Linked DNA regions of Homo sapiens: region 2 is linked to region 1. Evidence: chromatin loops called from intact Hi-C (ENCODE). Cell type or tissue: heart left ventricle. All regions are shown on one strand.

The links. Peaks named below come from ENCODE experiments on the same cell type or tissue, not always from the same donor. Only the 100,000 strongest peaks of a DNase experiment are listed, where the experiment ranks them.
Region 2: it touches region 1 in a loop (4-fold over the local background); 16 of 110 quality-filtered maps call a loop at or near these places.

The regions. Positions count from the first base shown.
Region 1 is chr1:11,034,641-11,042,640 of GRCh38, reverse strand. It overlaps MASP2 (MBL associated serine protease 2), which reads left to right. Exons shown (of 11, transcript NM_006610.4): 7 at 4,830-4,948; 8 at 7,735-7,813. Among named protein-coding and RNA genes, the nearest start is that of MASP2, 8.6 kb to the left of the region's middle. In heart left ventricle, a CTCF peak has its summit at 4,860 (motif pointing left); a DNase peak (open chromatin) is centred at 4,840; H3K4me3 peaks cover 256 bases.
Region 2 is chr1:11,703,002-11,711,001 of GRCh38, reverse strand. DRAXIN (dorsal inhibitory axon guidance protein) reads right to left here. Exons shown (of 7, transcript NM_198545.4): 2 at 4,293-4,753; 3 at 1,537-1,727. The coding sequence starts at 4,743. Among named protein-coding and RNA genes, the nearest start is that of DRAXIN, 15 kb to the right of the region's middle. RefSeq lists an enhancer at 6,095-6,722. In heart left ventricle, no CTCF peak of the experiment used is centred here; a DNase peak (open chromatin) is centred at 3,101; H3K27ac peaks cover 514 bases; H3K27me3 peaks cover 317 bases.

The sequences.
Region 1 (8,000 bases):
ACCCATCCACTCATCCTTTTACCCACCCATCCTTCTGTCCACTCATCCTTCTGTCCCCTCATCCTTCCAACCATTCATCAATCCACCCACCCATCCATCCTTTTGTCCACACAACCATCCACCCATTCTTCTACCTACCCATCCTATCCATCCATCCTTCTATTCAGCCATCCTTCTACCACCCATCCTTCGTCCGTTCATCCATCCATCCATCCATCCATCCATCCATCCATCCATCCATCCAATCCATCTATCCATTCACTCATCCTTCTAACTATCCATTCTTCTATCATCAGTCCATTCATCCTTCCAGCTATCCATCTATTCATTCACCTATCCTTCTACCCACCCATTCTTCTATTCATCCACCCATCCACCCATCCTTCTACCCACTCATCCTTCTATCCACCCATCCTTCTACATATCCTTCTATCCATCCATCCATACACCCATCGTCCTGTCTGTCCATCCATCCATCCATCCTTCCATCCATGTATCCATGCATCCATCCATTCCTTCCAGCTATCCATATAGCCACCCACCCATCCTTCTACCTACCAATCTTATCCATCCACCCATCCACTCATCCTGCCAGCCATCCATCTATCCAACCACCCATTGTTCTACCTACTTATCCATCCATGCACCCATCCATCCATTCATCCATCCACCCATTCTTCCACCTATCCATCCACTTATACTTCTACCTACCCATCCTTCCATCCATCCATCCATCCTTCTATCCAACCACCCATCCACCCATCCTTCCACCCACCCATCCTTCTATCAACCCATCCTTCTACTCATCTACCCATCCACCCATCCTTCTACCTACACATACTTCTATCCATCCATCCATCCATCCACCCATTCTTCCATCCATCCACCCACCCACCCATTCTTCACCCATCCATCCATCCATCCATTCACCCATCCATCCACTCACCCATACTTCCAGCCATCCATCTATCCATTCACTCATCCTTCTACCTACCCATCATTCCATCCATCCATCCATCCATCCATCCATCCATCCATCCACCATCCATCCACCCACCCACCCACTTATTCTTCTGTCTACTCATCCTTCTATTCATCTGTCCATCCACCCATTTGTCTATCTACACATCCTTCTATCTATCCACCCATCCACCCATCCTTCCAGCTGTCCATCTATGCACCCACCCATCCTTCTACCTACCAATCCATCCATCCATCCATCCATCCATCCATCCACTCATCCATCCATCCATCCATCCATCCATCTGCCAATTCTTCCAGACACCTATCTATCCATCCATCATCCTTCTACCTACCCATCCTTCCATTTATCCATCCATCCATCCTTCTATCCATCTACTCACCCATCCATCCTTCCATCCACTCATCCTTCTATCCACCCATCCTATTCATCTACCCATCTACCCTTCCTTCTACCAACACATCCTTCCATCCATCCATCCAATTCATCTACCCATCTACCCTTCCTTCTACCAACACATCCTTCCATCCATCCATCCATCCATCCATCCATCTATCCATCCTTCTATCCATCCACCTACCCACCCATCCTTCCACCCACCCATCCTTATATTCATCTACCCATCCACATATTCATCTACCCATCCACCCATCCTTCTGCCTACACATTCTTCTATCTATCCATCCATCCATCCATCCATCTTTCCAGCTATCTATCTACCCACCCATCCTTCTACTTACCAATCCTATCCATGCACCCATTCTTCTACCTACCTACCCATCCATCCATCCATCCATCCACCCACCCATTCTCCCAGTCATCCATCTGTCCACTCATTCTTCTACCTACCCATCTTTCTATCCATCCATCCATCCTTTATCCACCCACCCACCCATTCTTCTATTAATCTACCCATCCACCCAGTCTTCTACCTACACATCCATCCATCCATCCATCCATCTTTCCAGCTGTCCATCTATCCACCCACCCATTATTTTACCTACCAATCCTATCCATCCATCCATATACCCATCCATCCATCCTTTCAGCCATCCCTCTTTCCATTCACCCATTATTCTACCTACCAATCCTATCCATCCATCCACCCACCCATCCATTCATCCATCTACCCATTCTTTCAGCCATTCACCCACCCACCCTATCCATCCATCCGTTTTTTTTTTTTTTTTTTTAGACAAAGACTTGCTCTGTTGCCAGGCTGGAGTGCAGTGGCACAATCTCAGCTCACTGCAACCTCTGCCTCCTGGAACAAGCAAGTCTCCTGCCTCAGCCTCTAGAATAGCTGAGATTACAGGCATGCGCCACCATGCCCAGCTAATTTTTATATTTTTAGTAGAGGCAGAGTTTCACCATGTTGGACAGAATGGTCTTGATCTCTTGACCTCGTGATCCATCCGCCTTGGCCTCCCGAAGTGCTGGGATTACAGGCGTGAGCCACCGCGCCCAGCCCCATCCATCCATCCTTCTGTACATCTACCCACCCACCTACCCATCCTTCCATCCACCCATCCTTCTAGCCATCCATTCCTCTATTCATCCAACCATCCACCCATCCTTCTACCTACACATCCTTCTATGTATCCATCCATCCTTCCAACTGTCCATCTACCCACCCACCCATTCTTCTGCCTACCAATCCTATCCCTCATTCATCCACCCACCCATCCATTTACCCATCCGCCCATTCTTACAGCCATTCACCCACCCACCCATCCTATCCATCTATCCATCCATCTATCCATCCATCCATCCATCCATCCATCCATCCATCCTTCTATCCACCTACCTACCCACCCACCCATCCTTGCATCCACCCATCCTTCTATCTATCCATTCTTCTATTCATCCAACCATCCACCCGACCTTCTACCCACACATCCTTCTATCTATCCATCCATCCATCCTTCCAGCTATCCATCTATCCACCCACCCATCCTTCTACCTACCAATCCTATTCTTCCATCCATCCATGCATCCATTCATCCATCCACCCATCCACCTATATATCCACCCATATATCCATCCATCCATCCATCCATCATCCATCCATCCTTCCAGCCATCCATCTATCCATCCACCCATCCTTCTACCTACAGATCCCACCCATCCATCCATTCATCCATTCATTCTTTCATCCATCCTTCCAGCCATTCATCTGTCCATCCACCCATTCTTCTACCTTACTTATCTTTCTATCCAGCCAGCCATCTATCCATACACCCATCCTTCTGCCTACCAGTCCTTCTATCCACCAATCTATCCATCCATCCATCCATCCATCCATCCATCCATCCATCCATCCATCCACCATCCTTCCATCCACCCATCATTCCATCCTATGGATGTCTACTAGGGATATGTAACGTGGAAGCCACAGTTCTCACAGCCTCTGCTCAGTCCAGTAAGGGAACAGTCACAGAAACATAACCAGAGCCCTGTGGCAAGCACAGCCTAGAGCCAAGCACTGGGCAATGTGAGAGTCCAAAGGAGGACCTCACCAGACAGGGGCTAGGAGCTAGGAAGCTATCCTTGAATAGGAAATGCTGAGATTGAATTTAAAGGATAAGTGGGTGTTGGACAGAGTTCTAGGTGGCAGAAGAGTTCTAGGTGGCAGAAGAGTATGTGCAAAAGCCCAGAGGCTTCACTCTTCAGGGTGTGGAGCTGTGGAAGTTGAAGTGTGGGTATGAGTTGGGGCAGGGGAAAAAGGAGTTCTGACCATGGAGTGTTGCACCAGAGCCACAGCTTCAGCAGTTTGCAGCCAGGATCTACACACTCTGCCTCTCAGGACCACCCCCACTGGCCCTGGCTCTGCCCTCTGAGGCCCTGCCAGAACTTCCACCACCTCTTCGTCGTGACAGACACTCAAGTGCTAGAAGCCCTGGGCCTCCACAGGTCCACCAAGGCTGTCCCTGGAGATTGATTCCTCAAGGGGAGACTTTGGGACCTGCATGGGACTGAGAGCTTCCCCAGGCCACAGGCTGGGTCAGGGGCACCCAGGTGCACCCAGCTGCCCCAGCAGCTTGGCAGGGATCACTGGATGCTAGCAGGTGCTGGAGGGAGGAGAGGACTCCGAAACTGACCAGTGGGTTTTTAGGGGCAGCTGGGGAGCACTGAAGCCTTGGGGTGAGTGGAGGCCAGGGTTTGGGGGCCAGAGTGGAATGCAGCTCATGAGGGGAAGCCTGAGGCTCCCCAAATCAGCCTGGATCTTTAGTTTCAAGTCTGTCAGCCGGTTTTTCTCCCCATGCCATAACAGCTGTCCTATGGGGCTGCTGTGAGGGTTGATTACAGCTCCGCCAAGAACTAGCCTAGGTGCTTTGTATTTGATCTTCACAACAGCCCTGGGGCAACTATTATCGTCAACCGCCCCCCATCTTGCAGATGAAGAAACTGAGACTCAGAGAGGTTACACATAACCATGGGGAAATGGAGAGCTAGGATTTAAACACAGCTCCAGTCCCATGCAAGTCCCAAAGCCTCCCCTGAGCTCTTTTCCTCGGAGTTACACTCTCTCTTGGTTTTGAGCCATGGCTCTGAAGTTCCTGGCATGGAGCAGATGTTCTATTTGTGGGGACTGCACCATCTTCCCACATAACCCAGCTTTCTCACATACCTTTTGCTCAGTCCCAGGGAAAACAAGAAACCTTAATTTGCAAAAGCACCTGAGAGTTTAATCTTGCCTTTGGTTTTAAAGAACCCTACCCCACGTATGGTGAGCTCTCTTTACATGTTAAGTATTCTTTATAAACTAAGAACTTCAGATGGCTCGATTCAGTCTTGGCTGCTGTAGACCACATGAAAACCAACAAGCCTGGTTTCCTCTGCGCAGCGCAGCCTTGCCCTTATCCGATGGCGCCACCTAATGGCCACGTTTCACCTGTGCAAGCCAAATACATCCTGAAAGACAGCTTCTCCATCTTTTGCGAGACTGGCTATGAGCTTCTGCAAGTGAGTTAAAACAAAGTACACCACGATCAATGACGATTGCTTTGAAATGTAAACATATTTCTATCTGCAGATATGTGAAAGGAAAGTGAGAAAATCGTGTGTCAGCATGATTTCTTTTGTCTATCTTTAAATGATAAAAAGCCAAGAAATAAGTTTTCAGAGGACAAAAAGGATGGCTATGGAAAATGTGATTCTGAATCCCGCCCTTTTTTCTTTCTTTCTTTATACTTAACTTTAAATTTACATAAGCGAGCCCTTTGTTTTAAAGCTAGTTTGGAAAGCTGGTGATTAAAATGGGCAACTTGGCCAGGCGCGGTGGCTCACACCTGTATTCCCAGCACTTTGGGAGGCAGAGGCAGGCAGATCACTTGAGGCCAGGAGTTCAAGACCAGCCTGGCCAACGTGGTGAAACCCCGTCTCCACTAAAAATACAAAAATTAGATGAGGTAGTAGCCCCGTCTCCACTAAAAATACAAAAATTATTAGGTGGCGGGCGCCTGTAATCCCAGCTACTCGGGTGGCTGAGGCAGGAGAATCACTTGAGCCTGGGAGGCGCAGGTTGCGGTGAGCCGAAATCACACCACTGCACTCCAGCCTGGGTGACAGAGCAAGACTCTGTCTCAAAAAAATATATAAAATAAAATAAAACGGGCAACTTTTCTGTTGGTCACACACGACAGCAGCTCTTTGTGAAGTGGCTGGAATGACAGAAAGATGAGTTTGCTATCCTGTTCCATGTGCCCAGTCTTGCATCAAATTAAAGTTCTCCCCCTGGTCAAATGACCTTTCCATGAAACAACTCCTGGGCCCACAAAAAAGTAGACAGCCCCGGGAAAGAGTATATTCTGCAAAGTTATAAATAGTGGTCACTGTTAAGGGAGGAGTATAATTTTAAAAAATGCTTAGCGTGTTGCTTTAGGGGCACAGGTAAGAAATTAACACGTCCTCTTTATGTTCTTCAAAATTGTCATGGAATCCCAGTGGTAAAAAGTAATAACATTGGAACGATAGCTAGGTATGCAATCCACAGTCCTGTGGCGGGTCAAAAAAAAAAAAAAAAAAAGAGAGACACTTTTCCCACCTTGCAAACTTCTTGTGCAGGCTCTTTTCCACAGCTCCTCGGACCACAGACTTCTTTAGTTTCTTTTTTTTTTGTTTTTTTTTTTTTTTTTTTTTTTTTTTGAGACGGAGTCTCGCTCTGTCGCCCAGGCCGGACTGCGGACTGCAGTGGCGCAATCTCGGCTCACTGCAAGCTCCGCTTCCCGGGTTCACGCCATTCTCCTGCCTCAGCCTCCCGAGTAGCTGGGACTACAGGCGCCCGCCACCGCGCCCGGCTAATTTTTTGTATTTTTAGTAGAGACGGGGTTTCACCTTGTTAGCCAGGATGGTCTCGATCTCCTGACCTCATGATCCACCCGCCTCGGCCTCCCAAAGTGCTGGGATTACAGGCGTGAGCCACCGCGCCCGGCGACTTCTTTAGTTTCTGACTTAACACAAGAAGACCTGAAATCCTTTGCGGCACAGGGTTTCTGCCAAAGCCATCTTCTTTTATTTTAATGTTTGATTTTAGAAAAACATTATCTTAGCAAGTCGAAAAATGTTTCCCTGTGAATGACGCTGGCGGTGAAAGCTGATGGACAGCACACAGACGAAGCTCACAAAAGAACTCTTAGTAGCCCTCCTCCAGCTAATGGCCACCAGCTAGACAGATACACAGACACACTTGCAAGTCTGATCACACCTGCTTTCTCAAACTTGTCACCACAGTCCTCTGGCTTTTTTTTTTTTTTTTTTTTTTGGACAGGGTCTCACTTTGTCACCCAGGCTGGAGTGCAGTGGCACGATCACAGCTCACCACAGCCTTGACCTCTCAGGCTCAAGCAATCCTCTCACCCCAGCCTCCCAAGTAGCTGGGACTACAGGCAAGCGCCAACACGCCCGGCTAACTTTTGTCTTTTTTGTAGAGGTGGGGGTCTCACTATGTTGCCCAGGCTGGTCTTGAACTTCTGAGCTCAAGCAATCCTCCCACCTCGGCCTCCCAATGTGCTGGGATTACAGGTGTGAACCACTGCGCCTGGTCCTCTGTCACTTTATATAAAGAAATGGTGGAACATCAGATGCAGAAATGTTGAGATATGATGATGATGATGATGATGATGATGATTTGAGACAGGGTCTCACTCTATCACCTAGGCTGGAGTGCAGTGTTGCAATATCGGCTCACTGCAACCCCCGCCTCACAGGTTCAAGCAATTCTCCTGCCTCAACCTCCTGAGGAGCTGGGATTACAGGTGCACGCCACCATGCCAGGCTAATTTTTTGTATTTTTTTAGTAGAGACAGGGTTTCACCATGCTGGCCAGGCTGGTCTTGAACTCCTCACCTCAAGTGATCCACCCGCCTTGGTCTCCAGGAGTGTCGGGATTACAGGCATGAGCCACCGCACCTGGCTGAGATCTGATATGTTTTTGTATTAGGGTGAAAAGCAAAAAAAAAATTATAAATTGCTGCAAAGGTTCCATCTGATTCATAAAATGCCAATACCTGTTGAGTGATGAAATACGTAACCTAGGTGGCATAGACGTGCACCGAGGCGGTGGGGCAGTGCGTCCATGTGCCAGGCATCCCCCCAACCCCAGCACACGCAGATACTAGTCATGTGTGCTGCCACCCCCTTCAGGAGCACCTCGTAAAACACTAGAATAGGAACTGCTGTGAGAGCACAGCTTTGGGGAGTGATTTTATGATATAAACAAGGAAATTAATATATTCTGAATTCTTCTTTAGGGTCACTTGCCCCTGAAATCCTTTACTGCAGTTTGTCAGAAAGATGGATCTTGGGACCGGCCAATGCCCGCGTGCAGCAGTACGGTCGTGTGGTGACTACAGGCCCCATAACCGCCCGGAACTCCCTCTGCTGCTACTGTTGCTGCTTCTATTGCTTCTCTGGTTTTCTGTTTACTTTCTTTTTTCTTTCCCTTTTTTTTTTTTTTCTGAGACAGGGTCTTGCTCTGTTGCCCAGACTGGAGTGCAGCGGTGTGATCTCGGCTCAC
Region 2 (8,000 bases), 670 kb before region 1:
TCTTTTTTATGTATTTTTTATACATATATATTATTGATCCTTTTAAATAATTTTAGTTTGAAAACCTTTTTTTTTTTTTTGAGATGGAGTCTCACTCTGTCGCCCAGGCTGGAGTGCAGTGGCGTGATCTTGGCTCACTGCAAGCTCTGCCTCCCGGGTTCAAGCAATTCTCTGCTTCAGCCGCCCAAGTAGCTGGAACTACATGTGCCTGCCACTATGCCCGGCTATTTTTTTTTTTTTTTTGTATTTTTAGTAGAGATGGGGTTTCACCATGTTAGCCAGGATGGTCTCGATTTCCTGACCTTGTGATCTGCCCGCCTTGGCCTCCCAAAGTGCTGGGATTACAGGCATGAGCCACCGCGCCCGGCCTGAAAACCTTTAAAAGCCACAGAAGAGGTGCAAGAACGATGCGGTCAGCTCCTATATACCCCTCTTCCAGAATCACCAGTGGGTAGTGTTTTTGCCACATTTGCCGCTTACTTTCTCTCCACATTTTTTTTTTCCCTTGAGACAGGGTCTCACTCTGTCGCCCAGGCTGGAGTGCAGTGGTGCAATCATGGCTCACTGCAGCCCTGACCTCCTGGGTTCAAGCGATCCTCCTGCCTCAGCCTCCCAAGTAGCTGGTACTACAGGCACATGCCCTCATGCCTGTCTAATTTTTTAAAAAAGTTTTGTAGACACAGGGTCTCACTATGTTGCCCAGGATAATCTCAAACTCCTGGGCTCAAGTGACCCTCGTGCCTTGGCCTTCTAAGGTGTTAGAATTACAGGCTTGAGCCAACGTGCCCGCCCCACATTTCTTTTTTTTTTTTTTTTTGAGACAAAGTCTCACACTGTCACCCGGGCTGGTGTGCAGTGGGGCGATCTTGACACGCTACAGCCTCCGCCTCCCAAGTTCAAGCGATTCTCCTGCCTCAGCCTCCCGAGTAGCTGGGACTACAGGCGTGCGCCACCACACTCAGCTAATTTTTGTATTTTTAGTAGAGATGGGGTTTCACTATGTTGGCCAGGCTGGTCTCGAACTCCTGACCTCGTGATCTGCCCACCTTGGCCTCCCTAAGTGCTGGGATTACAGGCATGAGCCACCGCGCCCAGCCCACATATCTTTTTTAAAGATCTGATGCAGATGGGTCCAAGTGTTAGCTAATGCTTATTAATTCTGGGTCTTGACGACACAGTTTTAAAAATCACCATTATTATGCTTCATGCTCCTCTGTACACAGAAAGCTCCTCCCCAGGCCTTGCTGCTCTCCATGCAGACACCAGCATGCTGAGCTACCGCTTGCCTCCTTGGCTGTCCCCAGAGTGGGCCCCCAGGAGCACTTTGCCCTGGACAGTGGCAGACCCTTGTCAGGATGGGGCACCCACCAGGGCTGGAGCTAGACTGGATGGGCAGCAGGAGATCTGGTTTCAATCTAAGTAAGCTCTGTGGCCTCCTGCCCCCGTGCCTCAGTCTCCCTACATGTATTAAGAGGGCTTTCCATGACATGGGCTCAAGGACCCTTCCAGATCCGAGGCTGTTTGGGGACCCCTTACCTGGGGCCGCAGGGAGGTGACGGGCAGGATCAGGGACTCTTCTGTGGCAGGTGCTGCCTCAAAGGTGGTGAGAAAGAACATGGTGGGCGCCAGGCTGGTGGAGGATTCCTCCATGGCTGCATCCAGCACCTGGGCTTCGGAGAGCTCTGCCTTCTTCATCAGGGAGCTGGGACCTCGGACCAAGGCTCGGCCTGAGACACAGGGTGGGGAGCACGGGGGCTATATCTGCTTGCCACCTCGTGGCAGTCTACAGTAGAACCCACGTTTTATGCTGCAAACTAGGAGGCAGCAGGCACTGTGTGACAAGCCCTTGGTTCAGCCCCCATTCCTGCTTCCTACCCTTCTTGGGAGGTTGGGGGATGGGAACTCGGAGGAAAATGTCTTGGAAGAACTTGCAGTGTCGCTGGGGAGACAGTCCAAGGATTCTCCCTGTAAAGCAACATTCCAGCAAGTCCAAGTCCAGATTGGCTGGGCGCAGCCAGATATGTAAGTATAACAAATAGGAACTAGTAGGATTAACCATGGAAGGCTTCCTGGAGGAGGTGAAGTTTGAGTAGGGAGAAATGTCATGAGGCTGAGAATCATTGCAGTGGCCTTTGAGGAAGCTGGGAGGTGGGAATCACTGCTTATCACACACAAGTGAGTGCATCCTGTGTGGTGACAATTAGTCATCACCCCATTAATGGAGCACCTGCTGTGTGCTGGGTCCCAGAGGAGCTGTGTCACAAGTGTTATTTCGTCTAACTACTGCAAGAGCTCTGGGAAGTGGGTGCTCCTTCAGTCTCATCTACAGGGAAGGAAACTGAAGCACAGAGAGGTTAGGTGACTCACGCAAGGATGCACAGCTCATGAGTAGCAGGGTCTGGATTCAGCTCCAGCAGGGCTGGAGTGCAGGGGCTCAATCTTGGCTCACTGCAACCTCTGCCTCCAGGGTTCAAGTGATTCTCCCACCTCAGCCTCCTGAGTAACTGGGATTACAGGCATGCGCCACCACACCTGGCTAATTTTTGTATTTTTGATAGAGATGGGGTTTCTCCATATTGCCCAGGTTGGTCTCCAACTCCTGATCTCAAGTGATCTGCCTGCCCAGCCTCCCAAAGTGCTGGGATTACAGGTGTGAGCCACCACGCCCAGCCTGGCCTGAGGTTTCACAGCCAGTCATTAGCAGAGCAGGGCCTAGCCCGCAAACCTTCTCCGTTCCCCACCTCCTCCTCACCATATCAACTCTCCCAGGAGGCCTGGCTGCAGCCCTGGAGCTGGCGGAGCCGGAGCCCAGCAGGACGGGTCCACACCCCACGCGTGCCCTCTAGCTGTCCTCAAAGGTCCCAGCATCCTCCCCTGAAAGCTGACACAGGTAACTCCAGGAGTGGGAGGCTGAAAGTCGAAGCCGGGGGACCCTGACTGACCTCTGCCCTCTTGGGGGGTTCTCAGGCCTCACAGGGAAGCCAGCCTCAGCTGTTTGCACGAGAAGGGGTGTTGAAGCTCCATTGCCTTCCTGCCAAAGAACCCTGCTGTCACCACTGCATTTGTGGCACTCGGCATGTCCCTAGAGGCAGTCGGGTCACATGGAGAGCTTAGAAGCCAAGTTCCCTGGCTTAGGGCCAGGCAAGGCTGGGAGGAGCCACCTGACTGGAGCTGAGGGGACATGTCTACTCCGAGACTGAATGGGCACGGGGAGGGGGAAGCCTGGGCCAGCAGGGGGCTAGCTAGCTCCCAGCGGATGTGGGGGAAACGTTAAGGAAGGTGGGAAGGGCTAGGGGAGCACTGAGACAAACAGGGCAGAGGCAGGAGCGGTAGGCAAGCGATGCCTCTCCTGGAGTCACCTGTGTCCAGGCTGGAGGACACTGAGTTGGCCTCAGCAGGTGGCTGAGATTAACCAGAACAATGACTGCTCATGGCCCTGCCAGCTGAGCTCCAAGCGCCCCACTAACCAAGTCTCTGCAACGACACTGAGGGTAGATGGGATGGGACCAGTCTCCTTGCTTTACAGAGGGGAAAACCGAGGCACAGAAAGAGAACTTGCCCAGGGCCACACCCTAGTGGTGGAGGCAGGACCTGATCTCAGGCAGACCTGGCTTCAGAGTCTAGGCTCTTAGCTCCTACCGGATGCGTCAGAGTCGAGTAAGAAATGTGCTTGGAGGGCGCTGAACTGTTCCATTTCTACTCAGAACTTAAAGTAGGAGAAATTTAGGTCAGATACAAGGTAGAACTTCCTGATTCAGGAGGATGATCTGTTGATAAGACAGATTATTATTATTATTTTTTGAGACGGAGTCTCGCTCTGTCACCCAGGCTGGAGTGCAGTGGCGCCATCTCAGCTCACTGCAAGCTCCGCCTCCTGGGTTCACACCATTCTCCTGCCTCAGCCTTCCAAGTAGCTGGGACTACAGGCGCCCACCATCGCGCCCGGCTAATTTTTTGTATTTTTAGTAGAGACGGGGTTTCACCGTGGTCTCGATCTCCTGATCTCATGATCCGCCCGCCTCGGCCTCCCAAAGTGCTGGGATTACAAGCGTGAGCCACGGCACCGGGCCGCGATAAGACAGATTGTATTGCAACACATCCCTCTCCTCTTCCCATGCCCCAACCCCAGGCCTCTCCCAGCCTCCTCCCCTTACCAGGTCCCTCTGGCTTCAGTGAGACCCCTCCTCTCCTCTGGACCTCATGCCCCTGACCCTTGCCTGCATCCTCTCCTGCTCCCCTCAGTCCATGGCAGGAATCACCCCCATCCCCACCCCTCGCAGCCCTCCAGCTACCTTGGTGCAGCCTCAACCTGTCCCTGCGTCTCTTGTGCTCCCTGCTGCGTTTCCTGGTCCTCTCCCAACCTGGAGGTCGGTTCTCCTTCTCGGGGTAGGGCAATGCCAGTCCCAGGAGCAGGTCCTTGTCCTGCAGCAGGCCTGCAGGACTCTGCTCAGGCAGCAGCCCCTCAGCCTCTGGCAGCCTGGAGGCCTGCCTGGTGGCGGTGACCACAGCCCCATCCTGGGCCTGGCTGGGCAGGCCTGGGCCCCACTCCTTCTTGCCCGGGCCCCGCCGGCGGTGGTGGCTGGCCTGAGGCGTCCACAGCGCTGGGCCTGGGAGGTCAATGTGATTCTCAGGGAGGTTCCGGGCAGGGGTCCCAGGTGCAAGGGCGCCTGCCAGGCTCAGCTCCAGGGGCAGCAGGAGGACGAGGAACAGCATGGGAGCGGTGTGGATGGCAGGCCCAGCCATTGGCTCCTCCCTGCAAGAAGAGCAACACCATGAATGCGCAGCCCCAGGCCTCTCTCTGCTGCCCCTCACTCAAATGATTAAAGCCCAGTTTTTCTCAACAGCCATAGAGGGACATTTTGCTCCCAGTGACATTTGGCAATGCCCGAAGACATATTTTAGTTGTCAAAACTGGGGAGTGCTACTGGCAGGTAGAGGTTGGAGCCCGTGGATGCTGCTAAACGCCCGACAATGCACAGGACAGCCCCCGAAACCAAGAATCATCCGGCCCAGAAAAACAACAGTACCGAGGCTGAGAACCCCCGGCTTAAATCATTTCAGCAGCATTCAAGTTCCAGATTAGTCCAGAATTCCTTTCTCTGCACAAACCTCTGCCCCTTACCAAGTCCCCTAGAGGGAACCGAGTCCCTCAGAGCTCAGAAATATGCCTCTGGCCCCTGAGACTTGACTCGGAGCCTAATTCCATACAAATGGAATAATAGCGTTTGAGCGCACGCTGTAGGCAGGACCCACGTTAAGTGCTTTGTGTGAATTCATGTCACTTCGCCCTTTCAAGAGCTCTCTGAAATGGCTCCTGTTATTTTCCCCATTTTTCTGAAGTGGCAATGAAGGCTCAGAGAGGTTAAGTCACACCTAGTAAGTGGCACTGTGTCATTCCTGTCCCTGAGCCCTGAACCCCGTGTGGCTGTCCCAGGATGGCCCAGCTCTGCCTTTCTCTTCTCCTCTCATGATGAGCTCTGAGGCCCCAGAATGTTCTGACACTGTCCCTTCCCCTGGGGGAGGGGCTTTGGGAACAGCTTTGCAGACTTGGCTCTGACCCCTGCAGGGTAGACTGAGCCAACCCGACCTAGCCTCAGGATATCCCCCTCAGGGGACCCAGTGCCCTCCCTCCACACTGGAGGGAGAAGCTGCAGCTCAGGGGATGGTGGGGGCGTCTGTCAGACTCTGGAGACCTCCTGCCCCCGTGCACCACCCGCAGCTGCTCCCCCACGCACCCCTCTCCATTGCACCAACCTCACTGTATCCTGGAGCTAGGCACTAGGTTAGCCAGGCTAATTGAATTTTTATGGCCTCCCGAGTATTCCACTAGGCTGGCAAGGGTGCTTACGCCACCGTTTCTTTGTGATTTGTGGCCATATAATTGTCCCGGGCTGAGAAAAGGTTGGTGGGCCTGTGATGTTTCCCTGCTTCCCGGCGCCTCTCCCTGCGGCCCCCATGCTGGCTGGCCCACCCCAGTGTCACCTTAGCCCCGACCCCGAGGGAGGGTGGTAGGGCAGGGAAACTGCTGTGCCCTCGAAGCTCTGACCACGCACTCGTGGAGGGGAGGGGGGAAACACCTTCTCCAGCCTCGCAGGGTCTGTGGTGGCTTCACCCAGTTCTGCCTCCATCCCAGCCTGGCATGTCCTGGTCCCCTGGGATCCTGGGCCCTGGCCTCCACTGTCCACAGCTCAGCTCTTCCTAGAACTGTGGATGGAGACAAGGAGGTGGCCGTCACTTTCCATCTTGTCCCCTATCCCGGGGATCTGGCTGAAGATACTAGGTGAGCCTTGGTGACGTGCGTGGGACCCTGGGACAGGCTTGTTGTGACAACCCTGTCTCCCATCACACCTGCATCCATTCCTAAGGCCACAGACCCTGCACCACAGTCCCTGCTACTGTCCTGGTCACGTCACCAGCAACGGAAGGCTCTGTCCCACTGGCCTTGCCTCCAGCCCTTCCCTAACAAGTGCTCTTGAGGCCAGAGCTCAGCAAGCGGGACCTGTGTCCCTGGTTCCTGAGGCAGCCCAGGGGGAGGAGGGGCCCATTTTAAAGGCCTGTCACTCAAGCATTGTTCGGCGCAGAGGGAACCTCAATCCTGCTTCGGGGCCAGTGGAGCGGGGCTGCTCTCTGGGCTGGCATTTAGCCTGACCACTGCCAGACTTCACCCCCTGCTCTCCTTGTGACTGGAAAGGCCAAGCGCATATGGGATCCCGTCCATGTCCGAGACCCAGCCCTGCCTTTCTGTCCTGCAGGGACATGACAGCCTGGGAGAAGCCCGAAGAGCGTCCTAGGGACAGGGAAACCTCGGGACGTTGGCCAATGAAAGGAATCACCACCTCCTCCTTGTCCTGGGGGTTGAGGGGAATGAGGAAGAAAACCCAGACAGTGCGGGCAAGAGAGCAGAGGAGGCTCAGTAGAGAGGTGGGCAGCTTCTCAGCTAGTCTGCTGTCCCTGGGGACACACAAGGCTGTCAGTAAACCTCAGAGCCGCCTCTGAGCCTGGTGAGCAGCCTAGGTGCTGGTCTTGGAGGACAGCTCCTTCCCTGCAGAGCCAGGAGATGAACTCCCACTCCTGCCCCACTCCAACACCCCGAAGCAGCATGATCCCACCCAGACTGCCACCTTCCCAAGCTCCGTTGCCACGACCCTACTTGGCTGTGGGTCCATTCACAGTACCCATCCTGCTTCAGGGCCAGTGGAACCCCAGTCTGAATGCCATCTTTGTTCCCTCCCACCCTTCAAGAACCACATATCACCCACGCAGCCAGCCTGGGACAGAGGAAGTGGGATTTCAGTGCACAGTGCCAGAGCACCCATGGGGGTGCATCCAAGGGGGCTCCATCCTGTCCCCAGACCCAGCATATACTGGTGGTATGGCTACTCGGGTTGTGACCCTTATCTGCTCAAAACTGTCTATGGCTCCCTATTGCCTTCCCATGCAACCACAGACTCCTTACTTTGGCACTGAAGACCTTGTGTAATGTGGCCCCAACCAAGCTTTGCAGCTCCAACTTCTACTTTCTCCCCTTCACAGGCAACAGAGACTGCTCCCTGGGCCCCAAACACACCCCTGCTTTCTGGCTCTCTGTTCTCACTTTGCCTGTCCCCTCTGCATGGAACCTCTCCCCCTCTCCCTCATCTCTCTCCGTCCACGTCCTGCCCATCCTTTGGGACTCAACCCAAATGTCCCTTCCTCCAGGAAGCCTTGTTCAGTCCCCTGACTCCATGTGCTCTCCGCTTGGTGCTCCCACATGCCTTTGTCCTGCTCTTGAAGACCTCGTGTGTCATTTTGTGCTGGGACCGTCAGGTTTTTTAGAGCCCCTGGCTAGACTGGAAGCTCATAAAGGACTCTGCACATTCCCTTCTGCTCTGCGGCCCCTCCAGGGCCCTGCACATAATAGGCGCTGGTAGCCATGGATCAGAACAGAAGTGGATTGAGCACAATCCAATTTATGTATCAGGCCGGGCACAGTTGCTCATGCCTGTAATCCCAGCACTTTG